4 separate regions of the Homo sapiens genome follow, and regions 2, 3 and 4 are each linked to region 1. The links are chromatin contacts, found by Hi-C in ENCODE. All regions are on one chromosome and are shown on one strand. Each heading gives the region's core, a stretch centred on a gene start or an enhancer-like site at or near the end of the contact. The rest is flanking DNA. Distances are from core to core; before and after follow the strand shown. Region 1 has its middle 110 kb from the start of LYPLAL1-DT. Region 2 holds the start of RRP15 (ribosomal RNA processing 15 homolog). Region 3 overlaps TGFB2 (transforming growth factor beta 2). Region 4 has its middle 48 kb from the start of ZC3H11B.

What was found. Hi-C counts contacts between places; a loop is a spot of excess contacts on that map. Pooled maps may share reads with other maps.
Region 2: a pooled map shows a loop between it and region 1 (2.5-fold over the local background). The contact joins the promoter of RRP15 here to the enhancer-like site in region 1. A Hi-C loop is called at or near these places in 3 of 168 maps with a recorded cell type or tissue (HCT116, MCF 10A and endothelial cell of umbilical vein) and 4 of 50 pooled maps.
Region 3: a pooled map shows a loop between it and region 1 (2.6-fold over the local background). The contact joins two enhancer-like sites. A Hi-C loop is called at or near these places in 6 of 168 maps with a recorded cell type or tissue (HCT116, IMR-90, MCF 10A and 3 more) and 10 of 50 pooled maps.
Region 4: a loop to region 1 is called in a map of endothelial cell of umbilical vein, with 12 times the contacts of the local background. The contact joins two enhancer-like sites. A Hi-C loop is called at or near these places in 4 of 168 maps with a recorded cell type or tissue (HCT116, IMR-90, PC-3 and 1 more) and 6 of 50 pooled maps.

What each region holds. Positions count from the first base shown.
Region 1 is chr1:219,064,293-219,068,740 of GRCh38, reverse strand. No RefSeq gene overlaps it. Among named protein-coding and RNA genes, the nearest start is that of LYPLAL1-DT, 110 kb to the left of the region's middle. RefSeq lists a silencer at 2,128-2,328. Within about 2 kb of position 1,925, at least 5 of the 41 ENCODE cell types and tissues checked have a DNase peak (open chromatin) inside an H3K27ac peak, as active enhancers do; they include PC-3 and Panc1, where a contact is called at or near this core.
Region 2 is chr1:218,283,117-218,287,564 of GRCh38, reverse strand. It overlaps RRP15 (ribosomal RNA processing 15 homolog), which reads right to left and starts at 2,272. Exons shown (of 5, transcript NM_016052.4): 1 at 2,110-2,272. The coding sequence starts at 2,248. RefSeq lists enhancers at 2,015-2,294, 2,825-2,894.
Region 3 is chr1:218,375,385-218,379,832 of GRCh38, reverse strand. All of the region lies in intron 1 of TGFB2 (transforming growth factor beta 2), which reads right to left. Among named protein-coding and RNA genes, the nearest start is that of TGFB2-AS1, 32 kb to the right of the region's middle. Within about 2 kb of position 2,417, at least 5 of the 41 ENCODE cell types and tissues checked have a DNase peak (open chromatin) inside an H3K27ac peak, as active enhancers do; they include PC-3 and Panc1, where a contact is called at or near this core.
Region 4 is chr1:219,658,415-219,662,862 of GRCh38, reverse strand. No RefSeq gene overlaps it. Among named protein-coding and RNA genes, the nearest start is that of ZC3H11B, 48 kb to the right of the region's middle. RefSeq lists enhancers at 1,486-1,535, 1,482-1,776 and a silencer at 1,490-1,689. Within about 2 kb of position 2,047, at least 4 of the 41 ENCODE cell types and tissues checked have a DNase peak (open chromatin) inside an H3K27ac peak, as active enhancers do.

The DNA.
Region 1 (4,448 bases), core at 676-3,175:
TCTTATAGGTGCAGAGAAGGCCATTTCCCATCTAATTTTCTTATTTCAGATTAATAAAGGAGAGTATTTATATCCAAATATATATCTACAATTTAACCTAATAAGCATAGACATTGGAGTCTTTAAGATGATTTTGCCTGAGTGTCATACTTAAAAACAAAGCACAATGAAAATGGGGAAATTGGCCAGGTGAGGTGGCTCACACTTGTAATCCCAGCACTTTGGGAGGCCAAGGCGGGTGGATCACGAGGTCAAGAGTTCAAGACCAGCCTAGCCAAGAGGGTAAAACCCCGTCTCTACTAAAACTACAAAAATTAGCCAGGCGTGGTGGCAGGCATCTATAATCCCAGCTACTCGGGAGGCTGAGGCAAAAGAATCGCTTAAACCCAGGCAGCAGAAGTTGTAGTGAGCCGAAATCACGCCACTGTACTCTGGCCTGGGTAACAGAGTGAAATTCTGTGTCAAAAAAGAGAGAAAGAAAGAAAGAAAGAGAGAAAGAGAGAAAGAGAGAGAGAAAGGAAATGGGGAAATTGACATTTGTTGATTATTTCTTAGGTGCCTGGGGTCTGCCCATCCTGTAAAAGTGGCACTGACGCTACACAATCTAGTTTAATCTGTATCCCTGTATTATCAAATCAAATCATTCCTCAATCCACTAATAAGATAATCAAGCTGGTAGTTAGCTTTGTGCAAATAATATACCTTCTGCTTTACTAAATCATAGAGTTTTTAGATGAAATACATTCTGAGGAGATAGATGTGTTCATAATAGGTAGTCAAAAATAGGGTATGTTTTAAAAGGTAAAATGCTACTTTAAATACATAGGATTATTGAGAAAATTCAAAGAGATACTGTGTCCACTCAAAGCTTTTTTTAAAAAGAGAGATAATAATAAGACTATATTGATTTTATAAAATGGATGACTAAAGAGTAAAAATGAAGATTCTATAGTATTGACTCGACACAGCAGAGGAATCAAGATGGTCTCCCTGAACTCCTTTTATCTGATAATGTTCCATAGCACTTACCCCAAATCACCAAATTTTTAGCCAGTTTTTAAAAAACGAACTTTGACACTTGGCAAATTCATGAGGAAGACATGTATCCAGGTTTTATGGCCCAGCTCAACATTGGACTGTCTTGGGCCTAGCACTCTTTCGGCTCTTTAATTCTCTGAATAATGTCCGCCTATACAGCTGAGAGAAATTTGTCATCTTCTCAGTTGTTATAAGTCATCACTTTCATGCCCTACCTACAGCACATGTGAATTGTGGGGGCTTAAGGGAAAGTGCGCTTGTGCATGTCAAATTGCCTACAAGAATGGACATGGGGGTTGGAGGCAAGCCCTTTCCCACCTCTCCAAAGAGCAGCAGAGATGAGATTCCTATAGTTATTTATTGAACTTGGATTTTCAATCATTGCTGAGGTATAATCATGCCTTCTCTTGTTTTGTTTTTTTTCTTTTACAATTACAGTACTTCATTATTGCCACAGGGGGAACTGTTGGCTTAATTTTGCTTTGGAGACACTGCTGCTGAAATTATTAAGCTAATGATTTATGCCCTGTGTGATACAGCAATCTCTTGTGCTTAAAATGGTTACTATGTTTTGTTTACTGTTTATAACTACCAGTGGTTGTGCCACAAGAAACCTCTGCCAGCTTGCAGAGTTTATTTATCCCTGTGGATCTTTAGAAACCACTGATTAATATAGAAAAAATTTGAATGGTTTATATTAAAAAAATCCCATAAGCTATGAATTAAACCACTGTGCTCTGCTATATAGGAAGAAAAGTTAAGTGAGAATGAACAATGGATGTCAAAACCTACTGACTCTCATATTTGCTTCTGATTTTATCAAAGTGGAAAATATGAGTACTTTTCAGGAATACAGTGCTGTGACTCCATCAGTTTTGGGCAATGAGATCACCAGTATTTCCCCTTGGGTGCTGCACATTTTACCATATTAAGGAACCAATTTGCTTAGAGAAATGTTGCACATGTTTAAAGGCTGTTAAGTTTGATGGCTGGCAGAACTCTCCCATTTAGCCCTGAGGCTGGGCCTTCGTGAATGAAGGCTTTACAACTGGCCTGCATTTTTTGTTCTGAGGGCTTTTTGTAACCAAAAGCTTACACGGGGCAATCATAGGGCAGGGAGGGACATGGTTTGCAAGTGTTGATTTGTTTAAAATGGCAAAATGGTTCTTATACAATGTTTAAGTCTTGACACTGCTCTTTCACCAAGAGAAGCAAAGAAAATATCACTGTTGTTTTGGGCAGCTTTAGCCCAATTCCACACCTTCAGTCTTAAGCATCACTTGCTTACACTTCAAGTATACCTTCCTGCTGGTTTCTTAACCTCATCAGTTCTTTTGGCTTGGTTTTGACTTCAAACTAGTTCTCCACCTCTCTCTTTTGGACAGCTCCACATTTCTGTTCCTCCTCTGATCAGCCAGTTCTGATTATTCCCAGGGCACCTTTTCTCTATGGTCTCAAGTGATTCAGTCAAACAAAGAGTACCCTTCCCTGAGCAGACCTTGGCCATCACACACAACCAGCCATCCCAAGTACAAGACAATGCTGACATTTTTGCAACAAAGCTGAATGTAACGCTAAAACTTTTCTCAGTCAGGGATCTGTAAATGTGATGAATGTAGACAACTCTGCCTAAAAGACAGAACTTGAGCAATTCAGTTTCTAAGCAGGAAAGTGAGGGACAGACCTTAATTATGGGAACAAAACTGTCCTTATGTTTTAATTTCATAATTTGAGCATCTGTATATAGCTTTAGCCACAGATATTCCCTTTATATCAGACTTCCTGTACTAAAGTGCTGTCAGACATTTAAGAGGAAGATATGGGTAGATGGTTAAAACACCAAAGAATAATAACATCTGTTTTATTTCTCCTCAGAACCCATTAATTTTCTTCACAAAGATGCACACTTTGGACATAAAGAATATTTATGATATTACAGTGTGTGGGAGTATGGAAAACATATTAGCCAAGTGGCAACTTTAATTAAGTATACCTGCCTAATTTCATAGGGGTTTTCATTCAGTATGTGTTTTCATCTAGAGCCTTAGAACACTTCCCTCTTGTGTTAGAAAAATGAAATTAAAGAAACAGAAACTCTGATGTAATTTAATTTAAATTACATCAGAATTACACTAAATGTTTTTTGATGAATTCTGTTTAAATTTTAACACAAATTTAGAAACTAAAACCTATACAGCTTAAGTGTCTTGCAGATTATTTTTAAAAACTCAAAAAATGTAATTTAATTACAGATCTTTAAGTCACAAAATCTAAAACCAGTGTGGTATATGATTTGAAATTTCATACTAACCACAAAACAGATTAAAATATAATGCTTAATAAACATGGCAGGCAAAATATCTATGATATGTAAAATTTTATAATATGAAAAATTCTAAGCTATAGTAGATAGATACGGAGATTAGACTTCTTAGTGTTAACCAACTGAATAATTTTCAAGTATTTCCAGTGAAAAATATTGAAAAAAACTGGAAAACCAAACGCTTTTTCAGGGAAACCGGAGACCAAGAGTTAAATATATCAACAAAAACAATTGATATTATATTTTTAAACATTATGTGTGATGGTACATTTTCTGTCCACAAAATTGTAATATTGGGAATCATTTTGTGAAATTACCCTATACATAACCATATTAGGAATCTATTTGTACCCTAGCAGCCCCTCTTGTTTTTTGAAGGCTACATTCTGAGGGTTGAAGGGAGATTGTGCAGTCAAAAGTTATCAGAAACACCTCAAGATTTTAACTCAACTCCAGAACACACATAAGACTTCCTTTACAAGAAGAGTATTAAAAGTACTGCACTTACTTGGTTATTTTGGGGGATTTTAAAGTAAATAGTACATGACAGAGTAGTGATCCTACTCTAATTTGTTCATGTAACTAGCTTTTATTGAAGTATAATATGTATACAAAGAATGTACCAACCTTAAAGGAGTAACATTTGGTTAATTTTGACAAATTAAGTTGTGTAACCACCACCACAATCATGACATAAAACGTTTCCATCAATCCAAATTTTCCTTCATGACCCTTGCAGTCAATCTTTACACCCTCAATCCTTTTTCAGCAAACACTGATCTCCTCCTTTGACTCTAGTTCTGTCAGAATTTCATATAAATGGAGGTGTATAGGTCATGTAATATTTCACTAGGCAGTCTTGGTACTGGGTTCCTTTCATTTATCATAATGCTTTTGAGATTCATGTATCGAAAGTTTATCTTCTTTTAAACTTCTTTTTTTAAATTCTTGAGCCTATTATATGATTATAAAAAAATGAGTTTATCCATTCACCATATGATGGACATTTTGTTTGTTTCTAGTTGGACCTATATTAAGAATAAAGCTCTATGAAAATTCCAAGCACACATTTTTCGTGGCTATATGT
Region 2 (4,448 bases), core at 1,023-3,522, 780 kb after region 1:
TATCTTTCCTAAAACTGAAATTTTAATGCAGAAATATATTCATCCTTTGTATCCTCAACACCTAGAGGGTGACTGGAACCTAAGGGAACACAACAAGTGTTCATTGAATTGAATTAGATAAATTAGGTTTCCATATTGGCCAAAAACCTTTTTAACCCGTAATGTGGCTGATCTATAACAGCAAGAGAACCTTAAAACCTAATCAGCATTTATAATAATACGCTGAAAAGTCAGAACAGTTCCAACTTGGAATTATCCAGTATTTGAATAGAAAAATCCAATTTGGCCAGGTGTGCTGGCTCACACCTGTAATCTCAGCACTTTGGGAGGCCGAGACGGGTGGATCACTTGAACCTAGGAGTTCGAGACATGCCTGGGCAACATGGCAAAATCCCATCTCTACCAAAAAAAAAAAAAAAAAAGAAAAAAAAAATTAGCCAGGTACAGTGGTATGCGCCTGTAGTCCTAGCTACCTGGGGAAGCTGAAGCAAGAGGATCGCTTTGGGGGGCGGTGGGGGAGGAGGTCAAGGTTGCAGTGAGCCCTGTTTGTGCCACTGCACTCTAGCCTGGGTGGCAAAGCAAGACCCTGTCTCAAAAAGAAAAAGAAAAATCCAATTTGTAAGCAGTACTGACATTTTGCTCCAAATATAGCAAATATAGTACTCTTCCCTTCTTGAACAATAGTGTTTGAACTAGTCTAATGAATTTAAAAAATATCAGAACCAGAAGTTCTAATTTTGGCCCAACAAATAGTTTGTTTTCCTTAACAATGTGGCAGGAGATGAAGACTCTAATTACCTAGGAATTGCAGTAGCATATGACACTTTCTTCTTGGTCCTGGAAGTCCAGGTTAATTCATTCATTTACTTAAATATCTGTGAAGGACCCACAAGGCAATAGGAACTGGGGATACAGTAGGCTCTATTTTTATGGAACTTATATTCCAATTGGGAAAGCAGCAAATACATACATCAAATGGTTTGGGCAGGGTTGAGAAAAAATAAAGCAGGGCAATAAGTCAAAAAGTGAAGAAAAGAAGGCAGGAAGAAGAGTAGTGGTGGTACGTTACATAGGGTAGTCAGGGACAAGTCTCTCTGGTAAGGCACTGGATCAGAGGCTGGTGAGGGAGAGACATGCCAAGCATTTGAAAACTATTCTAGGCAGCGGAGCCAACAAATGAAGAAACCATGGTGTGGGAGCATGTTTAAGGTGTTAAACACAAGCATACCGGTATGGCATGATTACAGTTAGTGGTTTGTGAGGGGCATATTGGCCTATGACAGACAACCTGGCCCAAATCATACAGCCTAAGGATTTTGGATATTATATACTGAGATGAGAAGCCACTGGATCATCTCAAACAGACAGCGGGCATAATTAGAAATACGTTATAAAAGAATAGCTCTGTCTGTTTTTTGGGTATCAGCTGGTACAAAGGAGCAATAACTGGGCAGTAGGAAGTCAGGGATTACCTGCAATTCCTTGTAACCTAATAAGCTGGTGCCAAGAATGATGGTAAAGAGGAGCAACAGACACAGCATGGTTGAAAGCCTCAAAAACACATCCTTCCTTCCTTTTATTATCAAGCGTCTCTGAGAGACATAGTTATCAAACACTACCAGTTTTTAATCGACCTTAACCACCAAACTCTTCTTTCATTCACTATTATTTAGTCTCTAAAACACGCACACATCTACCGCACAAAAAGTCAAGTACACCCCCTTCTTCCTCTTACCTCTTTTAACCTTTTGCTTCTTACACCCTATGAGACCCATTCTTCTCCTGTTTTCAAGTACCCTCTTCCTTTCACCCTTTGCTACTGTAAGTTTCTCGGTAGCTGCAGGTGTTTCACCCATTTTATTATAATTAATAATGGTGACCCTGAAAATACCTAGTAAAAGAATGTGGAAACTCAAAATTACAGTTGACAGCGTTACTTCTCTGAACACGACTTCCCCAAGCCTCCTCACTAAGCCAAAGTCGCCCCTCTGAAGTGGTGCCAAGATAAAACCCAGGTGGCTAGCAGCAAATGAAGTCGCAAGCGCTGCTTGACACGAACTCAGCCCCGCCTTTCCTCCCAGACACCAAAGCTCAGCCCTACCACATTACCTTCACTATCAGAAGTGTCTGTGGCCTCGTCTTCCAGCACCGACGCTACGGCTCCAGTTACCATTTTCATCTTCTTCTTTGGGGTCTTTTTCAGGTTTTCTTCCTCACTCACACGTGAGTCCGGAGCGGCGGCTGCCATTTTTCTGCGCCGGAAGCGTCACCTGACAGTTGCGTCCGGTGGCAACCAGAGGAACTTCTGCATTTAGTGCCGGTAACACAAGGTTCCGGGGCGGGGTCGTCTAGCCCAGAGTTCCGGGGCCGGAGCCTCAGAATGTGACTTGGAGAGAGCTCTGAATGGCTCGGTGTGTTTACGCGAAGTCCGTTCCAGGACGAAAATCAGCGGCTGAATGGCCTCAGCCGACTCCTCCGCTAGCTCGCCTGTGCCCTGGTCCTCCGCCCCAGTGCGTCCCCAGCCCGTCCCCAGCCCAGCGCGGTCCACTTTGATTTCCTAGCCTCGGCGGCTTCCCTTGTCTGCTGCCTTAATGTTGGTTTAGTGTCCTCCTCAGGTGTCTCTTACGTGCCCACTGAACGCCGCAGCAGCTAGGACGCGGGACAGATCCACTGGGGGCCGATAATTAGAATACGATCGTATCATCCCCCCGCCCAAGATAACACGCGAGACCTTTCTTGCAAACCGAATAGACTCACCTTCTTTCCCTGGGGCGGGTGTTGAATCCAACCGCACCCTTCTCCCTCGGACCCGGCTGGGGCCTGGAGGGTTTCTGGCGCCCGACTGCGCAGTGCAGACCGAGGGTGCGAATACCTTGCTATCCGCGCGAGGATCCTGCCTCCCACCCGGGGCTAGCTTTTCTCTGAAGTTAGCCTCTGTCACCAGCTCCTAGTTCCATCGAAGCACCTACCACAGTCGGCCTTCATTTTCCCCCCTAAAATGTTGGCTTCTCGCAGGAGGGGAACGTATTTCATTTACCATGTCCCCTCAAGGTTAGCAACAGAAGTTGGCCTGAAGTGAATTTTCCAAAAATATTTTTGGAAGGGATGAATGAATCAATGAATGAGTGACAGAATATAACTATTGACAAAGTTAATGACTCAGATGGATAATGCAGCAAACCTTTACTGGCTAGACTTGTTCTAAAGGCTTTCCCCAAACTTAGCGTTTTCCCTTTCCCCTCTTAAGGAGGTTCATAGATTGTGATACCCATAAGTCAAAAACAAAAACAAGAATCCTCATTTTGACATATTCCAGTAGATGTTTATGTAGGAAATAAATATATATTCACATCCTAAAAACTCAATACAACATTTTTAAACTTGGTTTTTAATTTTTTTGTCTTTTAAGAGAGAGAGGGTCTAGCCGGGTGCGGTGGCTCACACCTGTAATCCCAGCACTTTGGGAGGCTGAGATAAGTGGATCGCTTGAGTCCAGGAGTTTGAGAACAGCCTGGCCAACATGGTGAAACCCCATCTCTACTAAAAATACACAAATTAGCCAAACGCAGTGACGAGTGCCTGTAGTCCCAGTTACTCGGGAGGCTGAAGCAGGAGAATCGCTTGAACCTTGGAGGCGGAGGTTGCAGTGAGCGGAGATCGCGACTCTGCACTCCAGCCTCGGCGACAGAGCGAGACTCTGTCTCAAAAACAAACAAACAAAATCTACCACCACCACCACCAACAACAAAAAATTGTGCAGAAAAAAAATGACATTTTGAATACAGTTGGTAAGAGATGAGATTCCAGTTTAAACCTTTAAAAAGTGCAGGTATTGACCAGGCGTGGTGACTCATGCCTGTATTTCCAGCACCTTGGGAGGCGGAGGCGGGAGGATCTCTTGAGGCCAGGAGTTAAGAGACTAGGCTGGACGACATGGTGAAACCCCGTCTCCACTAAAAATACAAAAATTCGCCAGCCATGGTGGTGAGCACCTGTAGTCCCAGCTACTCAGCTACTCAGGAGGCTGAGGTGAGAATTGCTTGAACCCAGAGGGGCGGGGAGGGGCAAAGATTGCAGTGAGCCAAGATGGCAGGTATGGTGGCTCCAGCCTGTAATCCTGGCTTCTCCAAGGCTGAGATGGGAGGATCACTTGAGTCCAGGAGTTCGAGGCTGCAGTGAGCCATGACTGCACTACTGCATTCCAGCCTGGGTGACAAAGTGAGACCCTTACTCTTGACAAAATAAAAAGGGGTGCACTTTAGAGGTGCCCTTTAGGATGCTGCTGATGCCCAGCAGCTCTCACCATCCTGCTCAGTGTGATCCTTTCATTACCACTGTGTCCTGATCTGGAACCTATTTTTTTGCTGTCTTTCATAGCTAATGCTTGCTTTTGCCTAGGGCTAAATGTAAATTGGAACAAGGAGTTCCAAATAAAGTTGGGAATGCAC
Region 3 (4,448 bases), core at 1,168-3,667, 690 kb after region 1:
ATATTTTAAGACCCAGCTTCCTCCATTAACTAAAAGCATGTGAAAGAAAATGGTAAAATAAGATTGTATCACAGCCAGCTGACTTAAACTTTGGTCTACCCCGATTGAAAAATCAGGACTGACTGAACTTCTCTCAGGCATGAGAACAGAAAAAGGACACTGTTTTCAACTGGCTTCATCTTATCTTCCAGGTATTTAACCTCAGAACTTTTAAATAAAACCTCCTGTCAAATGACAACCTTGAGAAAAAATATGAAAGCTAGATTTGAGCATTAGAGAGGAAGAAAGACAGCATCAAATTAAAGAAAAGATGTTCCAGGCTCGCAGAAGTAAAAAAAAAAAAAAGAAAGAAAGAAAGAAAGAAAAAGAAATAAAATTAAAAAATAAAGAAAAGGTACTGGCCGGGCACGGTGGCTCACGCCTGTAATCCCAGCACTTTGGGAGGCCAAGGCGGGTGGATCATGAGGTCAGGAGATCGAGGCCATCCTGGCGAACCACGGTGAAACCCTGTCTCTACTAAAAATACAAAAAAATTAGCCAGGTGTGGTGGCGGGCGCCTGTAGTCCCAGCTACTCAGGAGGCTGAGGCAGGAGAATGGCGTGAACCCGGGAGGCGGAGCTTGCAGTGAGCCGAGATCGCACCACTGCACTCCAGCCTGGGTGACAGAGTGAGACTCCGTCTCTAAAAAAGAAAAAAAAAAAAGAAAGAAAGAAAGAAAATGTACCATGTGTTCTCGGTCTGCTTTTATAATTAAAGGTACTAATGAGACCAGATTTCCCTTGTGGGTGGCAGGTCATGTTTTAAGGACTGCTGGGATGACAACTAGAATCTGCTGGCAGACAGCTTTCTAGACCGAGCTGGCCTGAGAAGGTGCTGCTCAGGAGGGTAATAGCCACAGACCCAGCGAGGAAGCAATGTGAAGGCTGCTGCCCTTGCCACACCTCTTCTTCCATTACCCGCCTTTCCTCTCCTTTCCTTGTCTGCCTTTCTCTATCCCTCTGGTGTGCACTCACAATGCATATTGTTTCCTCAGGTCCCTTCTGTATAAGAAAAAAAAAACAGGCCGGGTGTGGTGTAGCACCCCTGTGATCCCAGCGCTCTAGGAGGTTGAGGCGGAAGGATCCTTTGGGGCCAGGAGTTCCAGGCTGCAGTGAGCTATGGTCCCTGCACCCCAGACTGGGTGGCAGAGTGAGACTCTGTCTCAACAGCAAAATGAACAGGCTGGGCACGGTGGCTCACATCTATAATCCCAGCACTTTGGGAGGCCGAGGGGGGAGGAGCACTTGAGGTCAGAAGTTCGAGACTAGCCTGGCCAACATGGTGAAACCTCGTCTCTACTAAAAATACCCAAAAAATGGCCGGGTGCAGTAGCTCACGCCTGTAATCCCAGCACTTTGGGAGGCCGAGGCGGGCGGATCACCTGAGGTCAGGACTTCGAAACCAGCCTGGCCAACATGGCGAAACCCCGTCTCTACTAAAAATGCAAAAATTACCTGGGCGCAGTGGCGGGCGCCTGTAATCCCAACTACTCGAGAGGCTGAGGCAGGAGAATCACATGAACCCGGGAGGCGGAGGTTGCAGTGAGCTAAGATCGCACCATTGCACTCATAGAGTGCCTGGTGCGACAGAGCAAGACTCCATCTTAAATAAATAAATAAATAAATAAATAAATAAATAAATAAATCCAAAATTAGCCAGGCATAGTGACAGGGGCCTGTAATCCCAGCTACTCAGGAGACTAAGGCAGGAGAATTGCTTGAACCCGGGAGGCGGCGGTTGCAGTGAGCCAAGATGGCACCACTGCACTCCAGCCTGGGAAACAGAGCAAGGCTCTGTATCAAAAACAAACAAACAAACAAACAAACAAACAAACACACTATAATATATGTAATGAATTAAAACGAAGGAGGTGGTGGCAAATGGGAAGCCTCATCTCAGGATTCAATTTAAGGAAGACACAGGAAGATGGATGCTGGGGTTATATTAGTAAGAAAGAAGAAAAGACTTTTTTCTCAGTAAGGTCTTCTGGGACCTCAGACTGCATCCTTTGGAAGCATCTGTCCTGCTTCTGCATGAAACTGGGCAGAGTTTCTCCCCAGCCACAGCTACCCAGGGTATAGGCCACGACTGGACTTCCCAGGGGTCGGGGGTGGGGCAAGACGGCACAACATAGGGGCAGGCGACCAGCAGAAGAGTAGGATTTCTGATTTTTGTGCTGAGGAAGCATAAGTATCTCCCAATGTAAAATACATTAGGGGGAGGAGGACTACATTGAATGAATCATAGTGCTGATTTGGGGGTGGAGCTGGTGGGGAGGGATGCCCTTGTGGTTAACCACATTTTACTGGGGTTTTTATTGATTGCAGTTGTATTGAAAGAGACATGACTCACACATACCATATTCAAAGCCACGTAAAGCACTGGGTTCCAATGGAATTTCAGTGTCTGAGAATGTCATGAACTATACTACAAAATGTGAAAAGTTATGCTATCAACATAGATATCTATGTTTTGCTTCTGTCCTGTACCAGCTAAAGAGGAGGCTGATTTTTCTATTTCCCTTTCACTTTAAGGCTGTGGCTAAGCACTTAAGAAATACACGTTGTTCTAGGCATGGTAGGGACTGCTTCTCCTAAAAGTTGGTTTCAGCTGGGCACAGTGGCTCACGCCTGTAATCCCAGCACTTTAGGAGGATCCCTTGAGCCCAGGAGTCTGAGACCAGCCCGGGCAACAAAGTGAGACCTCATCTCTATAAAAATTTTTTTTTTTAAATTAGCCAGGTGTGGTGGCATCATCTGTAGTCCCAGCTAACCTCCTAGGCTGAGGTGGGAGAGTCACTTGAGCCCAGGAGGTCAAGGCTGCAGTGAGCTATCATTACACCACTGCACTCCAGCCTGGGCAACAGAGCAAGACCGTGTCTCAAAACAAACAAAGCTGGTTTCATTAACCAACCATCTTCCTATGTGTTTGGATTGAACTTTGCTTGTAAATGTCATTCAGCAGTTTTTTAATTTTTCTGCTTTGTGCAGGGTAGTGTGTACAAATGGGTCTCCACAAATAGGCTATAAGCTACTTGAGGGCAGGGATAATATAGTAATAACAATAAAAAGAATAAGCATAACAGCAAAAGCAATGTTACTAGCTACTGGGAGCACATCAGCTGTCAGGTACACATCTGGATTCATCCCACTTAGGTGGGGGATAAGAAACTGAGGCTTAAAGAGGGAACTTGCCCGGTGCTATGGAACTGGAAACAGTAAGGCCTCCACTTAAACCTAGGTTGTATGGTCCTAGTACTCTCTGAGCTGTTGGTGATGCCTCTTCCAAGAGGGACTCATCCCTACCTATCTCATTTTTTATTCATCTGCATAATTCAGGCACCAAATTCTTAAGGCAGTATATGCTTGGTGAATTATAACTGAATTAAATAGAATAAAACAAAATTTTGTAGGTCATGGTTTTCAGGAACCATCCAGGCAGAGCTTAAAGTGAAATGACAAGGAATTGAGGTGGCTGATGTTCCGCCTGGTTGTAGAAATCATTACTAACACACATTGTCCTTTCATGCAAGGTCTGAGCTTCCAGCCCTCCTAACAAGATAAAGAATGTCATTCTGCCTTATTCACTTCTAACAATATTTTAAATTCTATTGTGTAAGAACACTTAACGGGAGATGTACGCACTTACCACATTTTTAAGTGTGCAATCTATTATTGTTGACTGTGGGTACGACGTTGTGCAGCAGCTCTCTAGATCTTATTCATCTTGCTCAACTGAAACTTTAGGCCCATTTATTAGTAACTCCTCATTTCCCCTTCGCTACAGCCCCTGGCAACCACCAATCCTCCCTTTGATTCTATACATTCAACTTATGAATATAAATTATAGATATCCCATATTTTTTCTTCAACTTCTTAAGTTCAGGGGTACATATGCAGGATGTGAAGGTTTGTTACATAGGTAAACGTGCCATGGTGGTTTGTTGCACAGATCATCCCATCACCTAGGTATTAAGGCCAGCATCCATTAGCTATTCCTCCTGATGCTCTCCCTCCTCCCTCAATATCCCGTATTTTAAAATACTATCTCCAATATTATCTTCCTCTCACAGAAATTGGTACCACTTTTCTTCTTTTCTAGACTGAAAAAAAAGCACTCGCTGTTCTCAATGTATGCTGACATGAGATTTAAAATATGGGCTAGAATTTCTAGTTTTTCTATGGTTTTCAGAATAAGAAAGCAAAAATGCTAAAGTCTTCAATGATCACCTTAAAATGATTGATTGAATGAATGACAATTTACTCAGCCTCTACCATGTGAAAAACATTTTTCTGTGTTAGATAATTTCTTCTTTTGAAGAACCATTAAGAAATAATGTTGGGTTTTTTTTTTTTAATTAACTCTCATTTTAGGAAAAAAAAAAAAGTTCAGAAAGGGTAACTGACTTT
Region 4 (4,448 bases), core at 798-3,297, 590 kb before region 1:
AGAAGGGATCTTGGGGAAAAATGTTACTTTCTCTTTCTGTAGCATTAATAAAACTATGGAAATAGTGAGGGAATAGTCAATGGTCTTATAGTACAGATAAATAAATGAATTTCCGGCAGAATACGTGATTTTCTTCCTGCATTGTTTTAGACGAGATCGGGTGCGTTCAGGGTGGTATGGACGTATACCTTGCATTGTTTTAAACCAAGGGGATTTTACAGTGAATTTGAACAAGAAGAAAGTTCCAAGTGAAATCTGGCCATTGCTTTACATTTAATCTTTACATTGCTTTATGGTAGAACAAAACTTTTTGTCAGTTGTATGGTGGATTCTATGATTCACCTGATCCAGCAGGGGAAAGAAGGAGATTCTTTGGGAAACCTTGTTTGGTGACATGCAGTTGTTGGTGAGGTAAAGGGAAGGGACTAAAAAGGTAGTCAGAAATTGATTAGTTGTCAGAGACATTCAAGGGTCACCTTTGTTTTTTCTTTCTTTTTAAAATTGTCATTCTTCAGACATTCTATAGATGCTGTTTATTTATCATGCTATTAGCAGAAACTATGCTGCTCTAAAAAGTTACATAATCAAACCAAATCCTTATCCAATTTCACTGCAGTGGGACTCTGCCCACTGTGTGCTGCTCCATTATTATTGTATCAGCTTTTTAGCAATAATTGACGTCTATCTGATATAAAAATTGATACTTGGCAGAGGAAAAGAAAACCTGTTCTTTTGTGCTTAGGGCAAGTGGATGGTAACTTGCTTAAAACCCGTTTGGGAGTCAAATTGGAATATCTCTCAGCAACATTTCCCCACTTAGGTACAGTAACCGGAAGGTAGCATCCAAAAAATGTAAACCATTGTTGGGCTTCTGGATGTCTCTGAGAGAGCCTGTGTTTAGATTAATGGACGGTCGACTGAATAGGGGGTCATGATGAGTGGCCAGACTCTTTGCAACACAGTAGGCCTATTGTACATCTAACAGCGACTCAATTCAAAGCGATTCATGGCTTGGATGCTTCTGTAAATATACATTAGCCTTTAAGCAAACCAGGAATTATACCAGCTTTTATTTTTTTCTTTAAGAGAAGAAAATAAGAGAAAAAAGAATGAAACAAACACCAGAGAACTTTCTTTTGCAACAATGCCTTCTTTTCCTTTTGACATTGTTTTTTAAAGTTGCGGCAGTCCTGGGTGAATGAATATGGGTTTTTATCCCTTGAAACAGAGGCCTGCTGTCTGATGCAGGCTTCTTTTTCCTGCTTGATTGGCAGGACTTTCTGTCTCACTCCCATTAGAGAAGAAATACTGTTTAGATTTCGACACAAGATATTGCCAGTGGAATAAATAGTGCCATTTTCATGATAAAGTGGATGTTTAAGATTAAGGGTTTATTTAAGCCCACTGGTGAGCGACATTCCACTTGAATTAGGAGACACTCCTACAGGAAACAAATTTTATCAACCTAATTTTGTATTTTCCAAGCTTTTCCTGAGCAGCAGACAGAAGCAAAGATGTCGCCATAACCTTCTGTAGATGTCGCCATAACCTTCTGTTGATAGCGGAAAGCAACACCCAGGAGTAAGCGCTTGCAAGGTTAAGACAAAGAGCTCCCATGTACACGGCAGAGGGCGCTCGAGGACTGGCTGCGAGGAGTAGTTGGAACCGACTTCCCCGCTTCTTTCCTTCTCTTTTAAATGTAGGACAGGAAAAATAAAAGGATCATCAGCCAGAAAACAAAGGGCGCCAGAGAGCCAAATGTATGCAGCTGAAGAACTTGAAAAAAATTCTGGGGACTCAAGAGAGGAACCCATATTCTCATTCTCGTTGTCAGTCATTTTGCAGCTGTCCTGGCCTAGTATCACCTTCTCTTCTCCAGCCACATCCCCCACTTCACACTCCCTCAATTTGGCCCTCCGAGATTTGGTCCCGTTGGCCAGAGCCATAGGCTGCCTTTAGGAAAACCCCTGGCTCGCATGACGTCACCACGCTCATAGGGAGCGAAACTTCCCAAGCACCCCCACGGATGGTGCTAACAAAAGTTAAGCAGCGCCCCACCTCCTGTGTGCAACAGGGGTATCCTCCTCACCCCCTTTTTTTGTAAGGGAGGTGAGGTGGGAGGAGCTGACGTCGGGACACCTGGTTCTCAGCCCAGCGCTGCCCCCAGGGGCCTCCCTTAGTCTTTGTATTCCTGTTCTTCATTTGTAAAATGAGGGAATTGGGCTAAATGGTCTCTAAGCGCTCAGGTTATGCCGTTTGTAAAATTATAAGTGAGAGGTTGAGTCACCCCAAAGCAAGATTTTTAGTGCAAAATTTTGAGGGAATTGAGGCAAAGTGTTTTTTTCCTCTCTTCTTCCTGGAGTGTGAATTACCTGATTAAAAGTCTTGACTATTTCACTTCTATCTCTGTGGTGTATCGATCAAAAAGTTTATTGAACTTTTACCCTATGATCAAAATGGAGACGAGCAGATTAGATTATACCTTAATTAGCAGTTTTCTTTTTGCTAATGGTTTATTTATGAGTTCACAGCAATTTCTTAATATTAAGTTAAAAATATTGCCTGATAAACTGACAGATTACACTTGCATTTTCTCTTTTGTTCTCAGAATAAACGTTAAATATTCTTTTTTGGGGGGGATGTTCTAATTTAATTGGCCCTAATGAGAGCCAGATTGCTCATTAGAATAAAAAGGAAAATGACAATCTGTGTCACGTTTATCATCCTCAGTGATGGGCAAGGTTGTACTAAGGTTTGGAATAAGTAGACAGATGTAGAGACTAAGAGGGGCTCTGATAAACAGAGATATTGAATGTAGATAATAAGCCAATCTTAAAATTAAGCATGTGTTTACATTGTGTTCAAAGACTATGACGCCATTGGGAGACAGAATGTGGGGAGAGTTTAGCAACAGCCCTCTCAGCTGGTGACTTCAGGACAGAAACTTCTCAGTTCTCAGCAGGGGCTCCCTAAACAGCAGGCATAAGTGGATAAGTCAGTTTTGTCAAATATAGGAAAGTATATCATGTTTCAGAAGAAGACCAAAACATTATTTCAATATGAGTAAGAGTTTTCTCTTTTACCTAATAAGTGAAATGCTCACCAGTTTTATTCTGGAATGTCAGTGTGGCCCATTTTCCCTTAAATATTTGTGCCAGCAATTTCATAGTTTCCTTGGGGGCATATTTTAAAATCTATTTATCTCCACAGTGTCTACTTTGCATGGGGCTTTTGCAATAAGAGGTGCTCAAAGGCAGTTGTTGAACTGAATGTTCATATTAATTTTTTCCTCTTTAATGCAACAGAACAGCTACAGAAACAAACAAACCAAAAAAAAAAAAAAAAAAGAAAAGAAAAAAGAAATAGCCCTGCATGAAGTCACAATTTGGCTCATGCTAGGTGCTGAGTCCATTTCCAGCTCTAATGACTGGATACTCACCACCAGCTTTATCTAGGCTGCTGGGAATGAGCTGCACCAGTTGGAAGACACACTACTTATTGTTCAGATCGTTAAGCATGAATGTGCTAAGCATCAAAACTCAGATTTAGTGCAAGCTTAAAGTGGCCATTTCTTAGATCCAGCATTCTGAGTTTCAAAAAAAGAATGTTTTTGTATGTTAATACTAATGCCACTTTCTATTTGAGTCACTTCTGAAAAACAGTTCTGTGCTAGGGCAGTGCAATATATAGTTCTGTGACATTACTTAGTGAGAACCAGCAGCAGTGTGGCAAAGTGCTTAGTTGAATCAGAGCCATACAGAATCATATTTATGCTTACATAGGCGTTGTTGCATTTGGGAGAACGTGTTCACGGGAAAGGGTGGTGATGATGGTGGTGGTGGAATAGTATGTGATGTGGTTAGAAACCCTGTTTTTCCATTCATTGTTTAATCTTTGATTCTTCATCTATAAAATGAGACCTCTTGCCATTGAGTTGTTTGAAGGCTGAGAAAAATATATGTAGAGTCCGTAAACATATTCAAAAGTAGGCATTCAAAAATAAGCTATTTTTGTTATTTAGGTTCTAAAAAGCTCTTTTCTTCCCAACTATATTTCCAAAGAGCTGTCAAATAATGTACTTAGTTTTTGATTAAGACTGATGCTTTCCAGAATTACTGGGACAGAAACACTAACTACTCATTAAAATAATCCTTTGTGCCTTCAAGGGTTCAGTTCTTTTCTTCTTTCTCTATTTTCATTCTACTTCTCTCCTCAGAACAGTTTCTAAATTCTGCTTCCATCACATCTATTTGATAATAATCTAATATGCTACTCTTCCTGAGAATATTTCATTATTAGTAGGGAACAAATCTATCCACTAAGAAATAAAGTATGGAATGGGAATTTTAAGCGTTGGTGAACACATTGGAACATGTTTTTTTAGAGTACTAGGAAGTTTTCAGTGTTTTTGAAATTAAACTCATTGGTGGTAACTATGGCATGAAACA